2 separate regions of the Homo sapiens genome follow, and region 2 is linked to region 1. Evidence: chromatin contacts called from ENCODE Hi-C data. All regions are on one chromosome and are shown on one strand. The core of a region is the stretch at or near the end of the contact, and the rest is flanking DNA. Distances in the headings are between cores, read along the strand shown.

Region 1 (7,713 bases), core at 1,692-4,191:
TCCCGTAATCTAGACCTTCAGTTTCCCCAGTGGGGATGTGTGTTTAGAGGTAAACAATCTCCCTTCCCCACTCCTGCAGTTTGGGCACTCAGCATATTTGGGGTATCTCCTGGGTCCTGCAGGAGCAATCTGCTTCCTTCGGAGGGTCTGTGGCCCCCTCGGGTTTCCTAGTTTATTCCTGCAGTCGTTCTGTAGCTAAAATTCATGATGCGAGCCTCCATACACTGCTCTGTCCATCTGAGTCAGAGCTGCAATCTAGTCCTGCCCCTTGTCTGCCATGATTCCCCTTTTTCTCGTCTCAAATTTGTTTAATTTGTTTTTGTCCATGAATTCATCACTGTTTCTATCTTGCTCTGTATATTGTTTATCACAGAAGAGATGATGAGCAATGGAAGCCTCCAATCTTCCCTGAGAGCAGTAGCATAAAAACCATGTAGCCTCTGGACTCTGGGTTTATTCAAATAGAATCTTCTATTAAAATCACATTCCAGATAGGAAAAAAAAAAGTTTTAACTACAACTGATCTAAATATTGTTGACAGAAGACCCCCTCCTCTAAAACTGAGACAATGCCTATTACAAAGACTACATTTCAAAAGTTAAAAGTAAGCTAAAGTAAAAAGTTGGGACAGAGTTTAGATTTAAGGCTTTGGCCCATGGATTGGCTTGTAGTCAATATTTTCTTGAGTTACACATACAGTGAAGATTGCCACGAATAAGATGACACATTGAAAATAACATTATCTGAGCAGCGTCATGTCTGGATTTTAGCCAAGCTCAAGAAATATAAAATAAGGTTATTTCTATATGGTAGCCTCACTGCTGGGTATCTGGCTTTTAATGGTTTAGTGAGAAGATTTCATATTGATTTTTTTTCAAGTTTACTTTTTAATAACACAAATAACCTTCAGTAACTCATGAGGTATTCCATTAATGCCATAAAAGTACAAAATTTGAATTTCTGGTTTAGAAGTTCTCACATTTCATAGAATGCAAATGTTAGATGCATTTATGCAATCACAAATGCAACTAAGGTCATTGGTGGCAAACAACAGAAAGCAACTCTGGTTGATTTACACAGGAAGGGAATGAATAAATGGTGTTGGGATGTTCAAGGAATGGATCTGAAGGCAGAGGAACTAGGCTCAAGAGTCTGTGAGCAGAGCCAGGATCCTGCCCCATCACTACCGGCCATGTGCTCCCTCCCAACCCATTCCATGCTGCTAGACTCATTTGCCCTGGACATTCACTCTACACCAGTGATCTCCTGAGTCCAGCACAGATGCCATGGATAATGTCTCTTCACATCATTCTCTCATTATTCAAAGTCCTAGACAGAAGCTTCTTCTTACTCACACTCAAGTTTTGGCCCTGGATCTAGCTGTTAGCCAGTAGAGACAGGAAATACTTGCCCCCTCCTTGGGCTTCTGCTCAAATAGGAAAGTATCCAGAAGCTGGGGAATCAAAATGACTAAAGTTTGTTAAAATAAAATACCCAAATGAATACAAAGTGAATATTTCATGTCAGTGAAATACCCAAATAACAAAGAACTGTAATTTATTGAGGTGACTTTCTTCCAGGCAATGCACTATGTGCAATATATAATATATTGCGTACTTCTAGGCAATACACTATGTATAGTATATAATATATATAATTTCCATCTCATTTAATCCCTCATAGCACCCCTAATGAGACAGGTATTATCATATTAAGGACAAGGAAAGAGTAACATGCTCAGGGTCACAGAGCTATTGAGCATCAGAGCCAGAATTTAAAGGAAAGCCTTTCTGAAACAAACACCAGTTCCTCTAACCACTGAACTACACAGTCTCTCCATGAGTATTGCCACTGTGGGTTGGCTCAGGGTTTGCACTTACAAGGCATATGATGCATGTTTATTTTGGCATTTCCTTTCAGTAGACATTCAGTGAGTTTCCACCACCTATAAGCCACCATCTTAAGCACCATGGGTGGATATAAACATGAGTAAAGTACACATCGGTCACTAACTGCAATATGGAGAATGACAAAATCCCTGCAAGTGACAAATAAAAGATAAGTCATACCCTGAGGGCAAGGATTGTGTCTTTCTTGCTTACTGTCTATCCTTAGTACTTAGCATGGTGCCTGGACATAGCAGACTCTCAGTAAGTATTTAATAAATGAATAAAAATAATTAACATTTATTATGCACTTACTATGAGCCACGCACCCTGCCAAACCTCCTGTGAGGTACTTACAATGATTAATCTCCACTGTGTATCCTACCTAGGATCACATGTGAGTAAGGGGCATACAAAACCATGCAGACTGTACTTTACTGGGGGTGAGAGCTTCAGCTTGAGGTCGGCAACCAGACAGCATGCTGGCTATAGCAATCTGGGCTCCACATCTGTACCCCTTGGCTTTCATAAGAAGAAAAGGCATCTTGTTCAATGGCTCTGTTAAGAGAAAAGAAATTGCTTTCCCAGAATTTTCCCACAGATCCCCCCTTTGCATCTAACTGCCAGGAATTGGTCATATACTTATTCCTAAATTGGGTCCTGTAGCCAAAGTGAAGTCATGAGCTGATTGGCCTCGGCCAAAATGGCCAGTCCAATCAGGTCCAGAGAAGTATTAAGAGGGCTATTAAATAGTATTAAGAGGGTTCTGATGATTCTTAATAGGGTCAAGCCCTGCAGCTGGAGGTTGGTTCAACTTCCCCTGGAGCATATGGGCTATTGGGAGATGGGTAGCTACCTGAAAATAAGTGGAACTACTCTCAGGAAGGGGAAATGGACAGATGGATGCTCTATCGGTAACTGAATATGTCCACTATGACCTCCCTCTTTAAATTCCTACAGGCCCCCGCAGCTCTCAGAATGAAGTCTGAATGCGTCAGCAAAGCACACAACGTTCTTCACCACTTGCCTTCAGCCTGATTTTCCAGGCTTACTTCCAAACCTTGCAGGTCTCCTCCCCTGGTTTCCTAGAACTATTCACTCTCCTCTGAAAGCATGCCCTGCCCTTCCCCTTGCCTTTGCCCATGTGGTCTTGTGCCCGGAAAACTTTTCAGCTCTCAGATAACATGGCAGCTCCTCCTCTCAGCACCACGTCCTGCCTACTCCTTTGGGTGAACTGCTACCCAGTGTCTCAGGGGCCCCCAGGAGACAGTCTGCAAGGGCAAGCCTCCCTCACCAGGCTGCAGTGGTGCCTTCCTTGTCTTTGAATAAAGCAAGAAAATGAAAAGTCATCTGAATGAGTGAATGAATCCTAATGCAATATACTGTCTCAATTTCTTGAGCTTTTCCTTCCCAACCCTTATCACAATTGAAATTACATATTCATTGACATAATCATTTGTTTGGTATCTGTTTCCCCCCATAAAAATATAAGCTGTCTGGGGGCAGGAACCATGTCTCTTGTTCACTCCTGTACCTACCACAGTGTCTGACACATCTCAAGGGTTTAATAAATATCTGTTGAATGAATATAACATCCAGAATATAAAGCTGCCTAAAAACTGCACACACTATTTTTTCCATTGTATCTTTTCTTCAACAAGGAAATAATATGGCTCATAGGAATGAAGAAGAAACCTAAGCTTTATTCCAGACAGCTTTTCACGGCTTTGATTGCTGGAAAGAGGCAAAACCCCAAGTCACATGATTTTGTATTTAGAATATTAATTTTCCCTAGGTCATGCAGAAACAGCGATACTTTCCTTAATGAAATGCTCTTGTACTAGTTTCTATTTGTATGCAAAACACATCATTGGTTTAACATATTGAGACAATCTCCCCTACCCATGCACACCCATATCTGCCTAGCCGAAGAAGGGGAAAGGCTTCTGATTTATTACACATAAACAAAATGAATAAGATAACATTTTATTAGTTAGAAACCATTATAAAAACAGCAATAAAATGGGGCAGTACAAGTGGAAGACGCCCTTATCAATAAATCCTCAGAAGTTTAGGACCCTGGTGCATGTTGTAATAATAAAAAAGATAATTAAAAGGATCGAATTGCACAGCTGTATCATTTTATCAAGAAGCAGCCCTCTAACAATAGAAAACATCAGGGCAGTAACAGTTGGTGAGTCTCTAACCTTTTTAAAAAGGAAAGGTATTTGAGATTCAAGTTGTTTTAGCTATTGTGAGAAGAATCCATGTTTACGTTGTGTCGCATTGAAACATGCAAATCCAGGCAAGAAATGGCTTTCCTTTAAAATCAGTATCTTTATGAGTCTTGTTTCTTGTGCTGAGCAGTAACTGGCTTTATTAAATTAGCCATATCCATCCTATCAATTATAGCTGATATTATAACTAACAACTGTAGGTGAGAAAGACAGTTTCCTTACTTTTTGTCTAAGAAAGTCTTGGGTTTTCTTCCCTTGACTGAGAATCTTCATTTTGTCTTAGAAAATCCTTATGACACATTGCAAATACTTTTTATACAAAGACATCACAAGGAAACACAGAAACCTCAGAGCTTTTTCATTTCCCAGAGAGCTGTAGTCAGTTTTTAGAAAGTAAATTGTGTCCTCTACCCTCCCCTCAACTCCCTCCAGGTCAATGTTTCCCCTCCCCCATCCTGGTCAGTTTAATATGAGTCACTGCCTGGGCTTTGTTGTATGGAATAAAATAACATATTCTCCTGGGAGTCAGTTCATGCAAAACACTCCCTGCTGAGAGTGGAAATTTACCCATAAGACATTCTTCCAGCAGCAAGCCCCTGGAGGAAACCTGACCAGAATGTTTAAAGACTTGAGGAGCTCGGTCTCCTTAACTCCCTCAAAATTTCTCAGAGAAAAAAAAAAACACACACACACACATATTTAAGGTTTATAACACCTGGTGACAAAAGACACAGTGAGATATGATGTTATTTAGAAAGAAAACTGAAAATGAGTAGATTATTTCCAATATTTCGTCTGCCACTCTGTCTTCTACCACGATTTCTATTCTTTCTATTCTCCCTTCCCATTTTGGTTTATGGTCACTCTGCAGTCGTTCCATTGATCAATGCATGAACTCTTTCTTTTAACAACTGCCACATACTCAATAAGTTACTTTAAGCCAAGTAGCTATTATTTTGCAACATATTTATAAACTCTGATATATTTTCTGTAGTGTAAATGACATCGATTTACCACTAAAATAATACATGTGTTCATAAATGCATAAATCACAAGAAAGCTTAGTTGGGACTTATAAAAAGTCTTGAAACAAGCCCATCTTTGTAAAACATACACATATACATAATATAATTAATAATGTAATATACACACATACTATAGATACAGATACTTTTTTTTTTAATAGTAAAGCTAAGGATCATGAAAGAACATGGAAATGGAAGCCCAGCCCAAGAACTTTGCCTCTCCTTCATCAACATTTACCAAATGGTGATGCAAACAAATCAGAAGAAATATAAATTTCACCGAAGGCAGCTCCCATCTTACAGAGGGCCTAGACAAAGCTGGTAAGAACCGGCTGTCTTGAAAAGGCATCAGAAGAGATTTACTTGATGGCCCCTGGGCTAGACATTGTGTCATCTTTTCTTTTTATTAAGAACTTGTTATCTAGGTTTTCAAAAGTGTACTTATAATACACTTTACTAAATAGTTTGTAGAGTTGCACAATGTATGCCTGTATAAAAACCCTGTTAAAAATTTCAAAGTTTGCAAACTGGAAGAATAAGTGAGTGGCTCATTTAATTTATTTTAATCAGTTATATCAGGAAAATGCAATTATATTGAAGGGAACCCTTTGCAGAAGCAGAGAGCAATTAGGTTTTGCGTGCAGAGTACTTTTTTTTTTAAAGCCCATGTCTGCAGCATTAAAGAAAAGCATAATGTCAATCATCTTGATTTCAAATTCCTTTAGTGCAGTCCTTAAACAGTGCAAAAATTATAGAAAGCTAAAGCTATTTTTGTCAAGATTGTGTGCAGCTGTTTTCTGCAATTCTTGAACATTCTTGATATAAATGTGTTTCCAAAGGTACCCGTTTTTAAAAGTAAAAATTACTGCAGTAATGCTCTTAACCTTATTTTAAATAGACATTTTCACATCATCTCTTAAAGAGAAAAACTTACCAAAGAGGCCCCTTGAGTGAGCTAAAGTTTCACTAAATTTAAGTAATGGGATTTCCCTGCTCATTAACATCATCTTATGCAAAAGAGTAGCTTAAAACTTGACAAGTAGATGGCAACAGTGCAAAATGGCAGCCTATTTAAAGGGAATTTGTTAAATTGTCGAAGATGTGGGTGGGAGACAGGTTAAGAAAATTTTATAACAAGTACTGCACTTCCAAAGACAAGTCTAAAATTCTAACCTCAGGAAGGGCAGGGATCTCTCTCTCTCTTTCTCTCTCTGCTTTCAGGGCTTTGGGCAGCTTTAAAGTGAAGCCAATGCATTTCACAAGTAAAAACAATCATGTTTCCTTTCTGCCTAATGTAAATAAATCAACTTTGAGCTCAATATTGAGTTGAAATCTCTTAAGATATAGTGACTTATAACCTGTCCAGATATGATTAACAAAGACCTTTGATTAAAAATGGGAATATAGGTGGCAAGTGACAGGTAGATCCCTGGAGCTCACTGTGCAACTTCTCATTGTTTCATGTATTCTTAGATTTGGGTCATTTTCCGTTCTGTAACATGGGAACTTGTGTAAATTTCATTATTATTAGAAATTCAACCAGTGGCTTGAAACTTTGAGCAAATACTTCAAGTCTCATGGAAGAAATGAATCACCTAAAAGTACAGTGTCAGCTTCATAACACATGCAACCCCTAGCTTAGAAAGGTACTGCATTTTCCAGAAGTTCATTGGTAAGCTGATAGTTTAGTATTCAGAATGCATTTTTTTGATAGAAACAATTTCATACGTTATGACTGGTTTTCTAAATTAACAAACAAGCCTATTTAACTCATAATGAACCAGAAGTAGGTGTTAACACTAATGTGGCAGTATTATAAATACATCGTTTGACCACTTATGATACTGTAACTGGGGAGAAATATATTTTAATTTTTAAGTCAGGCTACTGAGAGCAGATATCCTACTCTGCTTCAGAAAGACACTGCAAATACACCTGGACATGAATTTTTAACTCTCGACAGCTCTATGATTGCAGAAAGAAAGGCATTGTTTCCCATTCTTTGATTCATATAATAAAACAACTGTATATCTGACCATGCATTGGCTGTATGACCTTGGGCAATTTACCTATTCTCTCTGTGCCTCACTTATTGTGAAATTAAGTGAGGTCACTTTTCTGCAAGTAGACATTTGCTGTTTGCCTCACCCACCTTCTACCCCTCTCACAGCTGTTCCCCTGGTTTTCACTGGGTGATAGTCTCTCTCTACCCAGCTCTCATCCACATGGTATGACTGGTGCTCCATTCCCATCCCTAGAGTGGAACACATGGCTTGGGCCTGCCAATCTCAGCTGGCTTCAGGGGTGATTTTAGGGCAACTGCTTTGAGGGTGGTCCACCTTCCTGAGTAGCTCCAGTAGGAGTGAATCTCATAATGTTTTTCCCTGAGAATTCTGGGACAGAAGTCTTTCTCTGCTTGGTCTGCATCAGGAAAGATACAGCTTCAAGAGCACCTGGCGCCATGTTAATTTATTCCAGTGGTTCTGGTGGCTGTCAATGACCTGCAGGGGACATTTGGCAATATGTGGGAACATTTTTGGTTGTCATAACTCTGGGAAAGCTGCT
Region 2 (7,713 bases), core at 3,117-5,616, 280 kb after region 1:
ATTGCGTTAGAAATTAGCCTGCAATTTTTCTAAACTTTTATGCCCTGCTTCCCTTTTAAACAGATGTTCTAATTTCAAATCATCTCTTTGTGAATGCATAAAACCGAATGCTTTTACAAGCATCCAAGTCACCTCTGGAACACTTTGCTGCTTAGAAATTTCTTCTCCCAGATACGCTAAATCATCTCTCTTAAGTTCAAAGTTCTGCAGATCTGTAGGGCAGGGGCAAAATGCCACCAGTCTCTTTGCTAAAGCACAGCAAGAATCACCTTTATTACAGTTCCCAACAAGTTCCTCATCTTCATCTGAAACCACCTCAGCCTGATTGTCCATATCACTATCAGCATTTTGGTCAAAGCCATTCAACAAGTCTCTAGGGAGTTCCAAACCTTCCCACATTTTCCTCTCTTCTTCTCAGTCCTCTAAACTTTCCCAACCTCTGCCTATTACCCAGTTCCAAAGTTGCTTCCACATTTTGGGGTATCTTTATAGCAGTACCCCACTCTCTGCAGTACCAATTTACTGTACTAGTCTGTTTTCATATGGCTATAAAGAACTGCCCAAGACTGGGTAATTTATAAAGGAAAGAGGTTTAATTGGCTCACAGTTCAGCATGGCCAGGAAGGCCTCAGGAAACTTACAATCATGGCAGAACTTGAGAAGCAAGGCACCTTCTTCACAATGCAGTAGGAAGGAAAACTGCCGAATAAAGGGGGAGGAGCCTCTTATAAAACCATCAGATCTCATGAGAACTCACTCACTTGTTTAATATAAACCCTTATTAAACATAACAGGAGGCCAGGTGTGGTGGCTCACGCCTGTAATGCCAGCACTTTGGGAGGCCAAGGTGGGCAGATCACCTGAAGTCAGAAGTTCAAGACCAGCCTAGCCAACATGGCAAAACCCCATCTCTACTAAAAATACAAAAATTAGCTGGGCATGGTGGTGGGTGCCTGTAATCCCAGCTACTCAGGAGGCTGAGGCAGGAGAATCACTTGAACCCAGGAGGCAGAGGTTGCAGTGAGCCGAGATCACACCACTGCACTCCAGCCTGGGTGACAGAGCGAGACTCCATCTCAAACAAAAAAAAATAAAATAAATAAAATAAAAACAACAGGGGAGTAACTATAGAGATGTGAAGAGTACACTGACGAATACTCCAGGGCCAAGGAAGAGCATCCAAGGAGAAGCAAACTTGGAAGTTGGGGCCTCCCCAAGGCTGGGATTCAGACCTTGTTGGAAAAGGTGTGGTTGCAGCCAGCAGGAAGAGGATCCCCCTCCTCCTGCAATGTTTCTCCGGTGTTCCTCTACTGAGAAAGCTTAACACCATGCTTGCTACAAAAGAGCAATGCTTAAGGCTTCACTGTGGAGCTGGTAACAAAAGGGTGAATTTGGAGCTGAGAGGTAATAAATTGATAGTTGCCACACTGACAAAAAACATACCATATAATCCTTTTTTATACCACATTTATTAATTCATCCAAAATTAGTGTTCTAGGGACCACTTTTTTTTTTTTTTTCAGTTGAAGTCTTGCTCTGTCACCCACGCTGGAGTGCAGTGACATGATCTTGGCTCACTGCAACCTCTGCCTCCTGGGTTCAAGTGATTCTCCTGCCTCAGCCTCCCGAGTAAGTGGGACTACAAGCGCACCCTACTACGTCCGGCTAATTTTTTTTCTTTTCTTTTCTTTTCTTTTTTTTTTTGTATTTTTAGTAGAGACAGGGTTTCACCGTGTTGGCCAGGCTGGTCTGGAACTCCTGGCCTCATGTGATCCGCCCAGCTCAGCCTCCCAAAGTGCTGGGATTATAGGCATGAGCCACCACACCCAGCCGGGACCACCTTGTAAAAAACACTGATCTTTGTGTGTCATGGAGGATACATTCTCAGTCTCCTCTCCCTCTTGTATGTATCCATTGTTTTTGAATTTCAAAATCTACATGTCAACAACCACATGTGGAAAATACTCTCCACTTAGGAAGGCTGCCAAGGGCCAAAAACTGGGTGTGTATATGTTTGGGCAAAATTCTGCAGCAAGATTTTTTTAGTGCAGGAAGCAAAAAAAGATTGATGAATCATTAACAAGGGTAATTGAGCAAAATATATCAACAAGTTATTGCATTTAGCGGCAATGTTATGACTATTTTCCCATTAGCCCAGATCTCTGGTTATATGGGCTTTGAAAATGCTTAAATTACACATCTCCCGAGCTGGATTTTTCTGCAGCATAGGAATAAAACTCCTAAAGCTAGAGATACAACACTGGCAGTTTTTCATACCTCACAGAAAACCATCAAGGTCTTTGTCATCCTTCAAGTACTAACTTAAAATACAGCCTTCCCAGACCCCTCCCCAACAAAGAGAACAGATCTCTCTCCCTCTGGACCCTGACTTTTTCTGTTTATGCCTCTGCTGAAGCCCTTCCCCAGGCTAACTTGTTCCGTAGCCAGTTATGTCCGCATTGTTCCCTCCCACTAGACTGTGAGCTCCTCGAGGGCAGGAGCATTCCTTCTTCATCTTGGTAGCCCCACAGCCAAGCACAGTCACTTGATGTAAGCTCCCATCGTTATTTGTTGACTCAAATTTGCTCACTTCAAGTGAAGGAAGAATGATAGTTTAAAGTCATACGACTATCATTCCTTACTTGCAAAGAAACTTGGCAACAGACAGGTGCTGAGCTGGTTTCTGCTGTAAGCAATCTTCAAGGCATTTCAAAAACGATGGTCTTCGAGGAGATTCCTTTGAGATAGGCAAAGGCATAGAATTTATTTGAGAATCCTGGAATGCAGGAAGGTTACAGGCTAACTCAAAACCCAGAAAAAGCAATTGATCATGATTTTAGACAGTAATTCTGTTGCAGCTTCTCCAGATTCATTGCTTTCCTTCCCCTCATTTCCCACCTCCAGTCTTGATTCCCCATCATTTACCAGTAGACTATTTGGCATAGTTTTAGGATATTTTGTTGGTAGCACAGAATACTTTCTACCCCATTTCAAACCTTCCCCGCGAGGCTCAATTAGTCAGAATAAACCAGATTATGAGGCAGTAACAGATAGCCCTCAAATTTAAGTGCCTTCATACCATAATAGTTTACTCTTCATGTTTGCTACATCTACTGTATGTCTGGGCAGCTCTCCAGGACAACTAAGGTCAATGCAGTAACTCAGCAAACTACATGTCCCTTGCCTTGTGGCTCTAACATCTCAAGACAAGATTGAAGAGAGTGTGTGGCAGTACCAACATCTGTATGTTCTATGCTTGGGCTCTGAAGTGAAACTGGACACATAGCTCCACCTACTGGCAAAGGACCTAGGAAATGTAATCCTCTGTGGACCCAGAAAGGAAAGAAAAACCAGATACTGATAAGCTCTGGTACTGTCTCTTCTAAGGGTTTCACAATAACTTTTTTGTTGTTGTTTTTTGGACACAGGGTCTCTCTCTGTTGCCCAGACTTGGATGCCCAGTGGTACAATCATAACCAACTTCACTGAAGCCTCAACCTCTTAGGTTTGAGCAATTCACCAACCTCAGCCTGTTGAGTAGCTAACACTCCAGGTGTGTGCCACCACCCAGCTAATTTTTTTTTCTTTTTTTTCTTTTTTTTTTTTTTTTTTTTTGGTGGAAACAGAGTCTCACTATATTGCCCAGGCTGGTCTCCAACTCCTGGCCTCAAGTGATCCTCCCACTTCAGCCTCCCAGTGTTCTGGGATTACAGGCATGAGGCACTGTGCCTGGCTCACAAGGACTTTTATAAGTTAAAAATGTGCAAGTGCTCCACCCATCAAACCCATCCCTCTTGTAAAGCAGTGCCATGAACCACTACATGCACTTGGAAGGCAGATTAGAAGGGGCAGCTTGCTGCTCCCGCCAAAGATTTACCTAAGAAGACTAAGCCAGGACCAGTCTCCTCCACATCCCCTGAAGCAGAAACCTCCCCTGCACAGATCAGAAGGGGAAAGTGCAGCCTCCCTGCCTTTCTCACCTACAGTCTTATTTATGGGGTGGTGAGGGCGGGGGGCCTGTATGCCTATTTGTTTACCAGAGGTGTTTTAGCCTAATTGGTTAGGAAAGAAACAAAGCATTTAGACAAATAATTGGCCATTCCAGGACATCCACCCTTGAAGAGTTCCCTGACAAGGAAAAGAAGATTCAAGAGTAAAGTTTGAAAGGTTTCAGCTTTCTTTCCAATGTTAGAAGAAAAACCTTAGCCAAAGTAAATGTAACAGTTGAATTGAGCAAGAATGATTCATGAATCAGCCAGCCTCCAGAGCCAGAGTAGGCTCAGAGAGTCCAGAGCAGCCATAGGGTGGAAGAAGATTTATGAACAGAAAAAGGAAAGTGACACACAGGAAACAGAAGTGAGGTATACAAACAGCTGGACTGGTGACAGCTCAGGCATTTACCTTATTTGAACACGGTTTGAACAGTTGGCACCCTTTGACTGGCCAAAACTCGGTGATTGGCACAAGAGTAGGTTACAGTCTGTTTATATCTCCGTTTAGGTTATAGTTCATGATGTACAGAGAAATCTTTAGGCTGAACTTAAAATATGTAAAGAGGCAGCTCTAGACTAAACTATTTAACACCAAATTCAATAACTAATTTTATTTTAATATAATACTTCTCTTTGCTTATAGATATTGGAATTCAACACCTCCAACAAATATTCATTGAATACTTAGAATATACCTGACTGCAGGAAATAGAAGCCCAAATATTTTTCAAACAACTATGATGTTCCAAGTTCCAAACTGTATGTTCTTTTATTTTATTTATTAAACTTTATTTTATCCTTTATTAAAGGATAAATTACTTTATCCTTTTCGCATCCTTTGACGTTCTTACGATTGCTCCCATTTTGCAGAAAAATAAACTGAGGCTCAAAGAGTTGAGCAGTTTAGCCAAGTTCAGGGCTAGGAATAGTGGGAAAATGGGCATCTCAACTACATTGGTCTGGCTTATGATAATGGAGGCCCACATATTCATTCCAAATCAATTAAAACTTAGAAGTTGTTGGTTTAACAACCATTTTTAGACTTGGTATTACTTGAAAGTATAATCAAGGGATCATTTATTCATTAGAGTAACTACAGTTCTATTTGAATAAGCTGAATTTTTTTCATGCTAATTATGTCTTTTGTGTACTATCCATTATGGCATGATGATCTTTTCAACTTCATCCACTTCCCTTTCTCTGTAATAACTCATTGAACAGAATGCAGTTCTATAAATGGTCCAGGGATGTACTCCTATCCCAGGATTTAAAAAGATAATATTCATAAGGCACTTAACAAAATGCCCATAACTAAGTAATCAGTGTATAAAGATTATTTATTTTCTTTAGTAAAGTTGCAGAGCGTTGGTCCTTATGTCGTATAGTAAGTGAAAACCTAAAAAATAAAAACCCTAATACCTGATAAGAACTGTAAATATCACAAACCTATTAGAAGTGAGATAGAGATGGAGACCATTATATGTGTCTAAAATGACGCATCTTTAGCTTCAAACACACACTCATGGGGCTTAACAAGAGCAATTGTGTGTTCACTCATAGAAAGACAACAATCAAAACAAATTTAGAAATATTCTGAAAAGTTGGGAATCTGTTGTCAAAATTATGACTAAAAGGCAAGATATAAATAGAAGTTTTATAATATTTCTTAGCTTTTTTCTGAATGAACCCTCCCTTAATACTAGATAAGCCTATTGTTTAGATTTTCTTACATTTTATTTTATGCACATTTTCAGAAGCCATTTACACAAAATTAGGATACTGCCAGTGTGTACTTTTTTTACACAATAAGTCTACTTTGTTCACTGTCTCCCCAGTATCCAAAGTAGTGTCTGGCACACAGCAGGCTCTCAGGAGGTCCTTGATGAATAAATGAATGACCAGATCTACATAGGATAATGCATGTGACAAAGAGGAAAAAAAACTTCAAAAGCTAGAGCTGAATTCCCCTTAGGGAGATAGCTGCCCTTTTGTGGATAATCCATTGTGATGGTTAATTTTATGTGTCAGTTTGCCTGGGCCATTAGATGCCCAGATATCTGGTCAAACGTTATACTGGGTGTGTCTGTGAGGGTGTTTCTGGATGAGATTAACATTTGAATCAGTACACTAAGAAAAGAAGATTGCCTTCCCTAATGTGGGAGGACCCCATCCAATCAAATGAAGACCTTAACAGGACAAAAAGTCTGAATAAAGGGAAACTTCTCCTGCTTAACTGCCTTGAGCCAGGACATTGGTCTTTTCAGGCCTTAAGACTCATACTGAAACATCAGCTCTTTTTCTTTTTAGTTATTTATTTTTAATTTTTTTAATTGACACATAATTGTACATATGTATGGCATACTTAGTGATATTGCAATACATATGTAAGGCATAGTGATCAGATCAGGGCAATTAATATAACCATCATGGCAAACATTTATCTTTTTTTTGTGTTGGGACTGAGATGGGATTGTTTCCTTGACCTCGACCCCCTTTGTGGGCAGGAACTGGAGTGGCTCATTTCACTCAGCCTGCAGTCCATGGATGGCTAACTGTTAGCAGCTCAGTGAAGGGTCAGAGTGATAGCCTCCTGCACCTGTCCTTTTTGACACCTGAGTTCTTGTTCGGTATCCAGGAAGAATCAGGTCACATGAACTATTTGAAGGGTAGTGTATGTGGAGGATTTTACTGGGTGATAAAAGTGGCACTCAGTGGGATGGGGAATTGGAAAGGGGGTGGTATGGGAAGAAGATGATCTTTCCCTGAAACTGAACCATCTGAAGTTAACTGCGTCTCCATAGTCTCTGATGCTCAGCTGCTTGTATCCCCAAAGTTCACCAACTTGTATCTCCGAGGCTCAGCAGCTTGCATCCCCAACCACTTGCACCAGCCACTTGTGTTGCTCTGCCAGACGAAGTCTTTTTATGGGCACAGGATGGGGGTGGGGAGGGCCAAAAAGGCAATTATTTGAGCAGAAAAAATGAGGTCAGCTGCTTTCACTTAGGGCCCAGGTTCCAGGCTTGAGGGTGGAGGTTAGCCAGGACCCAGCAATTCTGTATCAGGAACATTCAATGCTCTCTTTCTAGCTATTTGAAACTATATAAATTATTGTTAACTATAGTCATTCTACAGTGCTGTGGTAAACTAGAACTTATGCCTCCTATCTAACTGTAATTTTATAACCTTAACCAATCTCTTCCTATCCCCCTTTCTCTTTACGCTTCCCACCTTCTAGTCTCCTCTGTTCTATTTCTTACTTCTATGAGATCAACTATTTTTTAGCTTCCACATATGACTGAGAATATGTGGTGTTTAACTTTCTGTTCCTGACTTGTACTTAACAACATAATTTCCTCCAGTTCCATCCATGTTGCCGCAAATGACAGGATTTCATTCCTTTTTATGGCTGAATAGTGTTCCATTGTGTATATATGCCACATTTTCTTTATCTATTTATCTGTTGTTGAACACCTAGGTTCATTACATATCTTGGCTATTTTGAAAAGAGCTGCAATAAACATGGGACTGCAGATGTCTCTTCAATACACTGATTTTCTTTCCTTTGGATAAATGGGACTGCTGGATCATATGACAGTTTTATCTGTAGCTTTTTGATGACCCTCCATACTCTTCTCCACAGTGGCTGTGCTAGTTTACATTCCCACCAAGAGTAAGAGTTCCCATTTCTCCACATCCTTGCCAGCATTTTTTCTTAATCTTC

The links. Hi-C counts contacts between places; a loop is a spot of excess contacts on that map. Pooled maps may share reads with other maps.
Region 2: a map with no recorded cell type shows a loop between it and region 1 (3-fold over the local background). The contact joins two enhancer-like sites. A Hi-C loop is called at or near these places in 4 of 168 maps with a recorded cell type or tissue (Caco-2, GM12878, OCI-LY7 and 1 more), 1 of 37 single-sample maps with no recorded cell type and 8 of 50 pooled maps.

The regions. Positions count from the first base shown.
Region 1 is chr4:17,164,155-17,171,867 of GRCh38, forward strand. It overlaps LINC02493 (long intergenic non-protein coding RNA 2493), which reads right to left. Exons shown (of 6, transcript NR_125919.1): 6 at 7,603-7,649. Among named protein-coding and RNA genes, the nearest start is that of LINC02493, 18 kb to the right of the region's middle. Within about 2 kb of position 2,942, at least 8 of the 41 ENCODE cell types and tissues checked have a DNase peak (open chromatin) inside an H3K27ac peak, as active enhancers do.
Region 2 is chr4:17,444,590-17,452,302 of GRCh38, forward strand. No RefSeq gene overlaps it. Among named protein-coding and RNA genes, the nearest start is that of QDPR, 64 kb to the right of the region's middle. Within about 2 kb of position 4,367, at least 3 of the 41 ENCODE cell types and tissues checked have a DNase peak (open chromatin) inside an H3K27ac peak, as active enhancers do.